2 separate regions of the Homo sapiens genome follow, and region 1 is linked to region 2. Evidence: chromatin loops called from intact Hi-C (ENCODE). Cell type or tissue: dorsolateral prefrontal cortex. All regions are shown on one strand. Links, peaks and the distances in the headings refer to the core of each region. The heading gives the core; the rest is flanking DNA. Region 1 has its middle 7.0 kb from the start of ST8SIA3. Region 2 has its middle 40 kb from the start of LINC02565.

Region 1 (5,380 bases), core at 114-5,113, 130 kb after region 2:
TTGCCATTGGTAAGCTTCTAGCAATGGTTTTTGATCCTTACTGTGCATCAGAATCACCTGAGGAGCTTTGAAATACACAGATGCCTGGGAGCTAATTTCGAGATCCAGACTCAATTGGTCTGAAGTGAGACTTGGGCACCAGTATTATGTTTCAGTGACTCTGATGATGCTAAGAGGCAGGTAGAGTCAAGAAACACTGCTTTAAAGAAAGGGATTCCAGCAAATGTTCATTGGCTCCATTTAGCCTTTCCACAATGTGTACATATTTCAAAACATCAAGTTAAATGACGAGTTAATGGGTGCAGCACACCAGCATGGCACATGTATACATACATAACTAACCTGCACATTGTGCACATGTACCCTAAAACTTAAAGTATAATAATAATAATAATAAAACATCAAGTTGTACACCATAAATATATACAGGTGTGATTTGTCAATTTAAATAATTAATTAAGGGAGCTCTGACAAGGAAAATAAGGAAGTGATTCTTGTAGAGTGATAGCAGTAGAAGCTAAATTGCAGAGATTAAAAAGAAGGGTGTGTTTTTTTCATAGAGAGACTAGCAGTCTTAACATCAGACATGGATGTTTAGCCTCAGTCTCCTGCCTTACTGTGTGATTTAACCTCTTTGTGTCTTATCTGTGAAATCAGGATAGAAATACTTGCTGTGCCCAACTCACAGTTTCCTTGGGAGGTCAAGATGGGATAATACATGTGAGAGTACTTTGAAAAAAGATTGAAGTGCTATAAAAAATGTAAGATTTATATGGTTGTCAGATTTTTTTCCCCAAAGATGGTCCTGAAGATAGTGATTATCAACTGTAAAGACCTACATGGAACCAGCATCCCTTTCCACACTGAGCTCACAAAGTCAGCACCCTTTGATAAGTGCTCACAGCTACTATCCAAAGGTCTAATGCTGTTTGCAACTCTCGCTTTTTCACAGCTAGCTTTGCACTGGGTCTATAATAGATGCAGTTTCCATAGTCTTGCAAATTTTGCCTAAAATTGCTGAACAACACAGCCTTCTGGCATAACACTACAGTTGAAGGATGCTGCTGTAAAGGTTAAAAAGGAAGTTTACTGTGATATGATCCCCATTAGATTGTCAACCCTGTGGTTATAGAGAAAAGGGAAAGCAGAACAGATTGAGAGACATCTGTGAGAGCAAGCAATGCTGCAGTATCTGAAGAGCCTGATTTCTCAGGCAGATGGGGAAGGATTGGCAAAGATCTGAGCCAAACCCAGCAGTTTTTTTCAGTGACCACCTTGAGGTCTATTTGAGTACTTGGATATGCCCACCTACATAATATATGCCATGCTGGGTCTCCAAGTAACGAAGCAATACTTCTCTCAATCTTCTGCAAACTCTGACTGCCCTTGGGGTAACACCTGGACCCAGGTGAGAAATGGAACTTCTTTGCGGTGACTAAGGTCCAGGAGAGAGGCTTTCTTCAATCATAGATGATCTTAGATGTGAAGAGTAGGATTACAAAGTGCTTTCTACTCACTTTCAGGCTGACATTTTCCTTAGGGGAAGATACCAAAAAAATACAATTCTTTGTCAAGGTAATAGCATACCTAATAGTTCAGCTTCTTTTTTCCAATTAGCAGCTTGAATTCAGAGCAAAAAGAAAATGAAGGACAAACTGCTAACTAGTAGTGAAGCCAGGTGTCAGATAACTGGAGAAAGCATCAGAGGTATCCCCGGGAAGATCAGTTACCTCCATCTCTCCTCTGAGCCTGCCCTGGCTCCTTCTACTCTGGTTGCAATTAGGATGAAGGTGCTAATTACATTCTCCACCAGCAGAAAGGCTCACTTCAAAACTGCCCTTCTCCAAACCGAAGTACAGACACCAAAGCCAGCCACCCCCTCATCTTACACCACCTCCAACAGGACTCAGAGCTTTTTTCATGTAAAACCACAGGACAAAATGGGATTTTGAAATGAAGATATAAGGTTGCTTCACAAGGGTACAAGGATCTTCTTATCCAGTGAGAAGTCACTTTCCCTGTGCTCAAACATCCTTGTAAAAATCCAGGAGGAGAAAGGGGCACATAAGCCAATGGAAATACCAAGTCCATGGCTCCTTTCTTAATGACAAATAACTACTTTGAAGAAGGATCCTTCATGCCCCAGGGTACGGGAGCCTAAATCTCTGGCTTGGGAGGAAATGAGGAATAATACTGTAGTCATTCAGTCCTTTACTAAAATCTCACTGTTTAAAAAGCTGCTGTTATCTTGGCCAAGTTATTTAACCTCCCTGAGTATCTTTCTCCTATATTAATGGAAAAGAATAAAAATATTATCATACAGCATTATTGTGAGCATGATTTGAGATAGAACATGCAGGGCCATAATGTCAAACATGGTGTAACTCAATCTTTTTTTTTTTTTTTTTTTTTTTTTGCTGCTACTGAGACTGAGTTTTTCAATATTAGAAAGTCCGGTGACCTCCTTACTATGTGAATTCCCTGTGAACACAAGACAAGAAATCTCAGCCTGGAGTATGTGCTTATAATTGGAGCAGGGGGCCCAGAGCCCAGGGAAGGGAGTGCTTAGCAGTTTATTCTTCAACAATTCCTATCGTTTCATCTGTGGAAGCAGTACTCATCAATAAATCAGCAAGTGACAGGACATTTTTCAAAACTGCATGGAAATGTTACCATTTTATACCGTTATAATCATACACAAACAAAAGAGTATTTTTCCCCTGCTCTCAAAGATACGTTGTTGACACAGTTTCAGAAGCACAAGGCACAAAAACTGCCCCAAAACTCAAGATGAAGGCTAAAATTAGATTTTTTTCAAACACCTCCCCTGACAGTACCTAGTAATGTTATTGTGGCTGTTGTAACCGTGGGTGATTGCCTATACACACAGTTGGTGCAATGAAGAGACACAATAGCTTAAAACTAAACTGTAAGATTATTTTTCAAGTAGCTTCTCCAAGTATAATACCTCAGCTTCTAGAAAAAGTAATCGCTGCTAACATTTGAAAAGTCAAAATTCTATGCAAGGGTCTGGGAGATTAACACGATTGAGCATAATAGCTCCTTTCAAACCATTTCCTAGGGACTAGGCTGCAAAAAGCCTTAAGCTTGAAGATGGCTTTCCAAATATATTTTATTTATTCAATGAAGAAAAAGACTATTTGAAGTTTCCATATTCCTTTCACATACAGACACTTCACTGAGCTTTAAGAGAAGCATTCGTCTGTAGGCGCAAAATGAGTAATTCCCCAGCTTCTAGAAAATGCAATCAGTGCAAACATCTGAAATGTTAAAATGTTGTGCAAAATGTCTTTTGTAGAGATATAGAAAAAAAAACCCTGAAGTAAATATCATTTTAAACTGGTCTCAGCATTTATGTTTAAAAATGAATACATACTCATATGCTTAGTATCTGATGCATAGATCATCTCCGGACAGCAACAGCAGCTGCTTCTTGGGAGGGTAACTGAGGCCCTGAGAGATAACAGTGGGAGGGCGTTTGTTCACAGTGCATCCTTCCTTGGCTTTATATTTTGTACTGTGTGCATGTATTAATATTAATCTAACTTAATCTAACCACTTAATTTAATTAAACATGGCCTCTTCAATAAGCGAGTCAGCTCATCCATCCCGGTGGAGCAGATCTTTCTCCACCATCAGTACTGGATGCTGACCTTCTCCCTGGCCTGGACCTCAGGGATGCCGTACAGCAAACTTCCCTGACTTCTTTTCACACTGAGCACTAGGTGGGTGCTGTGCTGGCACTAAAAGGATACAATGAACATAAGAGGTTGTCTCAGGGCCGTCTGCACAGGATTGCTAGCCCTCCCTTCCCAGGCTCCTGCCTTACTCAGCTTTCTCCAGGGACCACAGGAGGCCTCTGCATATCTTATGTACCACTCTGGTCCTTTCCTTGTTGCCCCCAACCCCTCTACCCTTGCCAACGTGCACTCCCTTCCTCAGGAACTCTGAGACACAATGAATAAGGGAGAAGGTGAAAGCCCCTCTTCCTCTGGGCTCTGGAGTACCAGTGAAACACACTGGGGCCAAATCCTCTTCTGGAACACACTAACAATATGACCTTGATAAAGTCAACCTCACTGAGCCTGATTCTGAACTCTTGAAATGGTGGTGGTCATTATATCCTCAGGGGAATGGAATAGAGATTGAATGAGATCAGTTATGTAAAATGCCCAGTGTTACACTCAACACATAGCATGTGAGCAGTAAGTGTTGGATGATATCATCGTCATCATTGTCAGTAGAAGCAATGGTAGTTCTCACTGCCAAAACATGATTGTTTCAACCTCCGCAGGCCTGTACACATCTCCAGCTCTCTGACCTGGGACTCACTTACACACAGTGTGGATTAGCAGAAAGGGTGGGCTTTCCAGCCAGAGGGGCTTTACCTTGAGCAAGTCCTTAACTTCTTTTAATGTCAATTTCTTTAACTATAAAGTGAGAATAATTTTATACCTTCCTCATAGGAGTGGGGCAAAGATTATAGATAATATCTACAATGCCCTAGCACCTAAGTGCCCTACATATCTTGGCTGTTTTGACTTTACTCCAAGGGGGCTGATCTATTTACTGGCTCCTGTCAAGACTTGCCCTCTTCTGCCTCCACATCTTTGTTCAGTTCTGTTGCCCTCCCTGCCCCGTCCTCTCTTTCCACCTCCATCTCTGGAAACTTTCATGCCTCTGTTTCATCTGAGAGATTTTATGACACTTTCTCTGACCACAGTGAATTTTCCCACAATTGAATTCGTAGACTGCTTATCTTCTGTAGGGAAATAGGAGGTGCAAATCCAGAAGACTCCAAGACCCTTCCTCTGAGTCCTCTGTTAGACTTATTAGAAATCAAGGTGTTAGGCAACAGCCGGCAGAAAGGACTCCGGTCACATGCAGCCAAAGAGCAGCTCCTCAGTGGACTCACTCTGAGCTCCCCACACGATGATCTCTGTGTTGCCTGGGAGGGGTCACTTGCCCTCCTGAAAGTCAACTCCCTGATGCCTTATTCAGGGGTGTCTCATAAAATAAAATGGCCAATTGGTTCATTGATAAATTAAGGCACACTGGGGCTTCTAGCACGTGGACAGACTGCAGGGCCACGAGGCGCGTCGGCTGACATCCGCAGGAGCAGCTGGTGTCTCACCTCCCCACGGGCCTGGCTCCAGCTGCTTTGACATCCATTCAGTGCAAATCACATTGAGTCACTCCTCTCTGTGAACTTTGGATGGTTCTGAGCAGCGCTGCGAGAGGATCCTGACCAAGTCCTCACCATGTCCCACAGGCCCATCCCGATCTGACTGTAGTCTTCTAGGCTTTTCTCTTGCAGCAGTCACCTCCTACCTCTTGCTCTTCCCCAAGCCCACCATAA
Region 2 (5,380 bases), core at 285-5,284:
CATCCTGGGGTGAGCTCAGGAGCAGTACTGATGGGAGGCGGGATAGTCTAGGCAGCAGGAGCTGCTTGTTTGTATAACAACCTTGAACTTGAACTCTTCCAGCTGATCCAGGGAGTGTCAACTGCTGGGCCACCGCCTGGGGCTCAGGCGACCTGTCCCCAGGCATGCTGTGGTCCTCTCTGAAGGAGGAAGGCACTCTTGTGGCTACTCTTCCATTCTTCCTTGTAGTACCTGTTGCCTTCTTTCTTTTCCAGCTGCCCCCCCACCACTGCCCACAGCCCTGGTCTTCCTGGCAAGCCTCTTTCTTATTACCCATTCTCCCTAAAGTTCATGCCCATTCCTCCATGGGCTGTCACTTTGGAAGGCAAGTGGCTGAGCTGTTCCCTGGAAGATATAACAGAACCATGCTAGAGACCCTGAACTCTACCAGTGATGGAGGAATGAATCTCAAAATAAGAGTCCAGGCTCCATGGCTGGCACATGGGGCAAGTAGAACCTTTGGGATTCATTTGGGTAACCCCCTAAGGGTGCCTGACCACCTCTGCAAGGGCCATGCCATTGTTCATCCCCAGGAGAGGTGAGGCAGGAAGGGGTTGGCAGGAGGGTGAGGGTGCAAGATTGGATAGGAAGAAAAGGAGTCTACGAGGGCTCTTTGCTACTCAGTGGCCATGTGACAGTTTTAATGTTTCTTTCTTGAGCAGAAATATAGCAGATAAAAAAAGAACCACAAATCTGTCAAAATGCCCTGTGCAAAGAAGCTGAACAATCACAAAAAAGTGTTGTGCCCATTCCTGAAAATATTTTCACCACGTGGTGAAAATAATTCATGGGAACTTGGTCCAATCTCCATGCATCGGGTCAGCAGGTGACTCAACTCAGAAGGAAAGAGCAGATGGTGTGGTGAGTGTGCAGGAGCCCGAGAAAAGCTGAGATTTGGAGACCAGTGGTGGTCTGGTGGGCTTGTGCAGTAGTTAGCCATACTGTTTGTACAGGACCAGCTCCAATTCGCAACAGGATCAAATCTTTATACCGACCCACTTGGCATTCCTGGAAGTTTGATGTGGCAGGGCTACTCTTGAGCAGGACTGAACCGTCTCCAAGCGTTTTTCTCTAAATGATTGAGATCAGGAGTTTATTTCTGAGAATGAACAGTCCTATCCAAGATGTATCTACTTAACCCAGAAGCAACATGTATATGAGATCAAAATACAAAGCCATTGCAGTCAGTTTGGGCATGAAGGCAGTTAATCCAAATTTCCAATGCACAGACAAATCATCCCAAGACAGACTGAATTATTCATGGACTTAATGGTTTATGTTTTGTACAGATATCACTTTATTTTTTATGGTAAGAAGTTTAGTTGCCATGTAAGTATATTGAAAATTAAAATAATTATTTCTGTTTACACGACATGAAATGAACTGGACCCTCATGTCCTACATCTCTCCCCATTGCTATCTCTTTCATTCATTCATTTATTTACAGTCTCTATCCTCTTGCAGTTTACCACTTGGTGGGGGAAAGCAAGCATTAAGCAGATAAGCATTTCTTCCTGTGTTGTGGGGCTACGATAAGAGAGATTTAAAGCAAAAAGGCCTGGCCCCTGGCACAGCCGAGTCAAGCTTTCATTTTCCCCCAGCTTGCCAAGATGCGGTCTCTGTTTCTGTCTCCCCACCTGCCAACCGCCCAGGTGGCCCATTGATTTCTGACATGCCGTGATGTAAAATGGCACATCGTGGTATCATTAGGTGCAATGCTGACAAAGGTAAAAGAAAACCCCTTCTGGCTCATGCTGAGAGTTCCTTCTCTCACACCCACCGCTCACTGTAGCCAGTTCCTGAATTGCATTTACAGCCGGGAGGATGCGGCAGCAAAGACACCCCACGGAGGGAGGAAGAGAAATGAAATTTCTCTCGGACCCATTGATCTCTCCTCTGAGCAATTTACTAGTCGGGGAGGTGGAGAAGCGGCAGGAGAAGCGCTTAGGGCTGCTCTTTATCTCACTTCTGAGGGCTGGGGACATCCCTAAGTGAATCTGCAACTCACTGAGGCCACACTCCCTGCTGACAGTCCCTTGGTGACAAACCCCTGACTTTGCAGGACCAAAACCAAGAAAACAGAGGTAGGCAATAATTTGGAATAGGAAAGAGCGGGCATTAACAAGCTAGACCTTAAGACATCCCTTAGGTGATTAAGGGGCTAAGCTGGCAGGATGTGTGCAGGTCCCCCTTCTGAAAGCTGTGCGGGAGCTGGGACTGCTCAGTCAGCTCCGCCTCCAGCTCAGGGAAAAATGCACAATGACTCATCTTCCTCCTAGCCAGGACCAGCAGGCGCCGAGGGAGTGTCTGCAAGCCTTTCCTCCGCACTGGGCAAAGTGTAGCTTCTCATGATGAAGAAAATCAACCTTCTTTGTGCCAAGAGCGAGTCCTGTGACATTCTTTTGCCCCAGGGTCTGTACTATGAGGGGAGTCCTGAACCCTGAGTTCAGAATTTTATCCTGCCTACAATCCTATGCGAAAATCTTCAGCCTTGGTATTTAGCATTCCATAAAATACCAAACCTGAGAGGGAATTTGGGGGTTTTCCCATGATTACCTGAGGGCAGGGCAGACACTGCACAAAGTGTCACTGAGTTCAATAGACTTCTGTGAGTGATCAGGACTAGATATCACAGAGTGAAAGAGAGGACTTTGACCTTTGACTTTTCCTTGGGTACTCCACCCCAATCTCAGTGCCTTCCCCTCCTCACTCTTCCCTGGCCTGTGCAAAGGCTCCAGGCTTTTTCTGTGGTTTCCACCACACCCTCCTGGAGCCTGATCTTGGATTTCTCACTTGCAACCCACCAGGCAACCGTGTAAGGGAAAATCAGCAGTTTCACTGCAGTCTGAGCTGGCACAAAATACAGGTCACAAAGACCCTGCTAATAAAACAGGATGTGGTAAAGATGCTGGCCAAAGCCCACCAAAACCAAGATGGTGATGAAAGTGACCTCTGGTCACCCTCACTGCCAACCTCCTATCTTATCCTGTGACTTAGAATGCCTAATCTCCTGGGAATGCAGTCCAGTAGGTCTCAGCCTTATTTCACCCAGCCCCTATACAAGATGGAGTCACACTGGTTCAAAATGCTTCTGACACAATTAGTATCTTTTTTCTTTAGTGCAATCATATCTTCAATATAATCAAATTCAGTTACTTCAACAGATGTTCACTGGGCATCTATTATATGCTAGACTGTGGGATGACAGCCATAAACGAGCTGACCTAGTCCTTGCCCTCATGGAACAATTGGTATAGAAGATGAAAGGAGATATGGACAAGGAAACAGAACATTCTAATGCAGTATGATAAAGGTGTTGGCATGGGAAGCTGAAAATGCAGAAGGACTTCCGAGCTCCTGAGAGAGGCCAGTGAGCAAGAAGTGATGTCCAAGCTAAAACCAATAAAATGAGCTGGAGTTAGTTAGCAGGCAGAGGAGATAGGGGAGAAAGGAAGGCGCTGCAGGAAGAAGGAAGAACATGTGCAAAGGATCAGAGGCTGGGCATAGGATGAGGAACTGCAGAAAGTTTAGGATGGCTGGAGCTTGGATGATGGATGATGGGGGAAACAGGGAAAGATGAGGCTGGATAAATCAGAAGGGTGCAAAAACAAAGGGTGTTGCAAGCCTGACAGAGGGTTGGGCTTCATCTCTCTTAAGCACACAGAGAAACCAGTGGGAAGTTTTATAATAAGGGAGTGATAGACTCACAGCACAGTTTGAGAAAGATCTTTCTTGTTGCAATAGGGAGGTGGAGTTAGCAGTGGGTGGACAAGCAGGGAGATCTGTCTGAAAGCTCCTGCAAAGCTCCCACCAGGGAGCATCAGAGGGAATGAAGAAAAGAAGGGCCATGGAAAAGCGATTGAGAAGGAAAGTTGATGTTCTCACTGAGACCTGAAATAGGGAACCCAAGAAAAGAGAATCTGTAGTGAGACAAAGTCTTTCAGTTTTAAGGCTGGATGCTGAAGTACCATGCTCCTTCATCATGCCAGGCACAGAGGAGATTTCACAGACACCAAGCTCCTTGTTGTTGGGTGATGTGTCTTGTTCTCTAAGCACCTGGCACACAATAGGTGGTGAAAAGTGGTTTTAGATGTATTCATGAATGAATGCATTAATAAATAAATTTAACACAAGAGTCTCTAACTTCAAAGTTCTTACAGTCTTATCGTAAGACAAGATTATCCTACATCAAACAATTAAAGAACTGCACAAGATAGAACGTAATTAAGTTCTAAATCATCTAGTTTAGGTTATAAGTGCTGGAGTTTCAGAGAAGGGAAAGATCAATGTGGGCTGGAGGAGTTAAGAATGGCTTAAATATAATTCCCTGACATTACAGTACCGTGGAAACAACAGTGCTGGGCTTAAAATGAAGAGATGAAAGCCAACACATTGAGCCTTATTTACCCAGTGTCGTGCAGCAGACCACCATGATTTTGGGGGACTGAATTAGTAACGTTGGCCTTAGGGGTTAATGCTGTTCAGGTGGACTTATTTGTGTACAATTAATAATGGGTTCTGACATAATTAATTCTCATCATATTCTTTTTGTAATGATTTTTTCTATCAGCATGAACATTCACGGAACGTAAATTGAACCATTTTAAAGTATACAATTTGGTGGCATTTAGTACATTTATATTGTTGCGCAACTAACACATTTAGATCCAAAACATTTCCGTCACTTCAAAAGAAAACCTGTTCATTGTATTCTTTTTTCTTCCTTTTTTTTGAGACAGGGTCTTGCTTTGTTGCCCAGACTAGAGTACAGTGGTGTGATCATGGCTCACAGCAGCCTCGACTTCCCGTGCTCAAGTGATCTTCCCACCTCAGCCTCTCAAGTAGCTGGGACTACAGGTGTGAACCACTATATCTGGCTAATTTTTGTATTTTTTGTAGACACAGGCTCTCATCATGTGCTCACGCTGGGTGTTCATTGTGTTCTTGAATTAACAATGCAATACAGTAGACTGAAAAGAACACTGGAGTATGGTACCTTAAGTTCTCCTCTGAGGTCTACAACTGAGTAGTTCAAATTTGACTCTGAGCAGGTCACTAATGATTTTTGCGCCTCAGTTCCATCATTTGTAAAATGGGAGAGTTTGACTAAGATGATACCCAAGATCTCTTCTAGCTTTACAACCCTGTAATTCTAAATACAGTAGATTTATTGATTGACTGTAATATGCAAAAAAAATGATAGTGCATGTGTGTGCGTGTTACAGGGCAGAGATGGGAGGAGGCAGGGACTCCCTGAGACTAAGATGAAACTGAATGATGCATGGGTGAGTGTGGAGTTGAGGGAGATTATCTGGTTGGCTACCCCATTTTTTTTTTTTAC

What was found. A loop is a pair of places that touch in the nucleus more often than their neighbours do. Peaks named below come from ENCODE experiments on the same cell type or tissue, not always from the same donor. Only the 100,000 strongest peaks of a DNase experiment are listed, where the experiment ranks them.
Region 1: a loop joins it to region 2, with 2.3 times the contacts of the local background. A loop is called at or near these places in 2 of 110 quality-filtered maps.

What each region holds. Positions count from the first base shown.
Region 1 is chr18:57,342,852-57,348,231 of GRCh38, forward strand. No RefSeq gene overlaps it. Among named protein-coding and RNA genes, the nearest start is that of ST8SIA3, 7.0 kb to the right of the region's middle. In dorsolateral prefrontal cortex, for the core only: no CTCF peak of the experiment used is centred there; no DNase peak of the experiment used is centred there; H3K27ac peaks cover 2,183 bases.
Region 2 is chr18:57,208,191-57,213,570 of GRCh38, forward strand. No RefSeq gene overlaps it. Among named protein-coding and RNA genes, the nearest start is that of LINC02565, 40 kb to the left of the region's middle. RefSeq lists enhancers at 1,649-2,848, 1,777-1,886. In dorsolateral prefrontal cortex, for the core only: no CTCF peak of the experiment used is centred there; a DNase peak (open chromatin) is centred at 2,321; H3K4me3 peaks cover 1,072 bases; H3K27ac peaks cover 1,068 bases; H3K27me3 peaks cover 401 bases.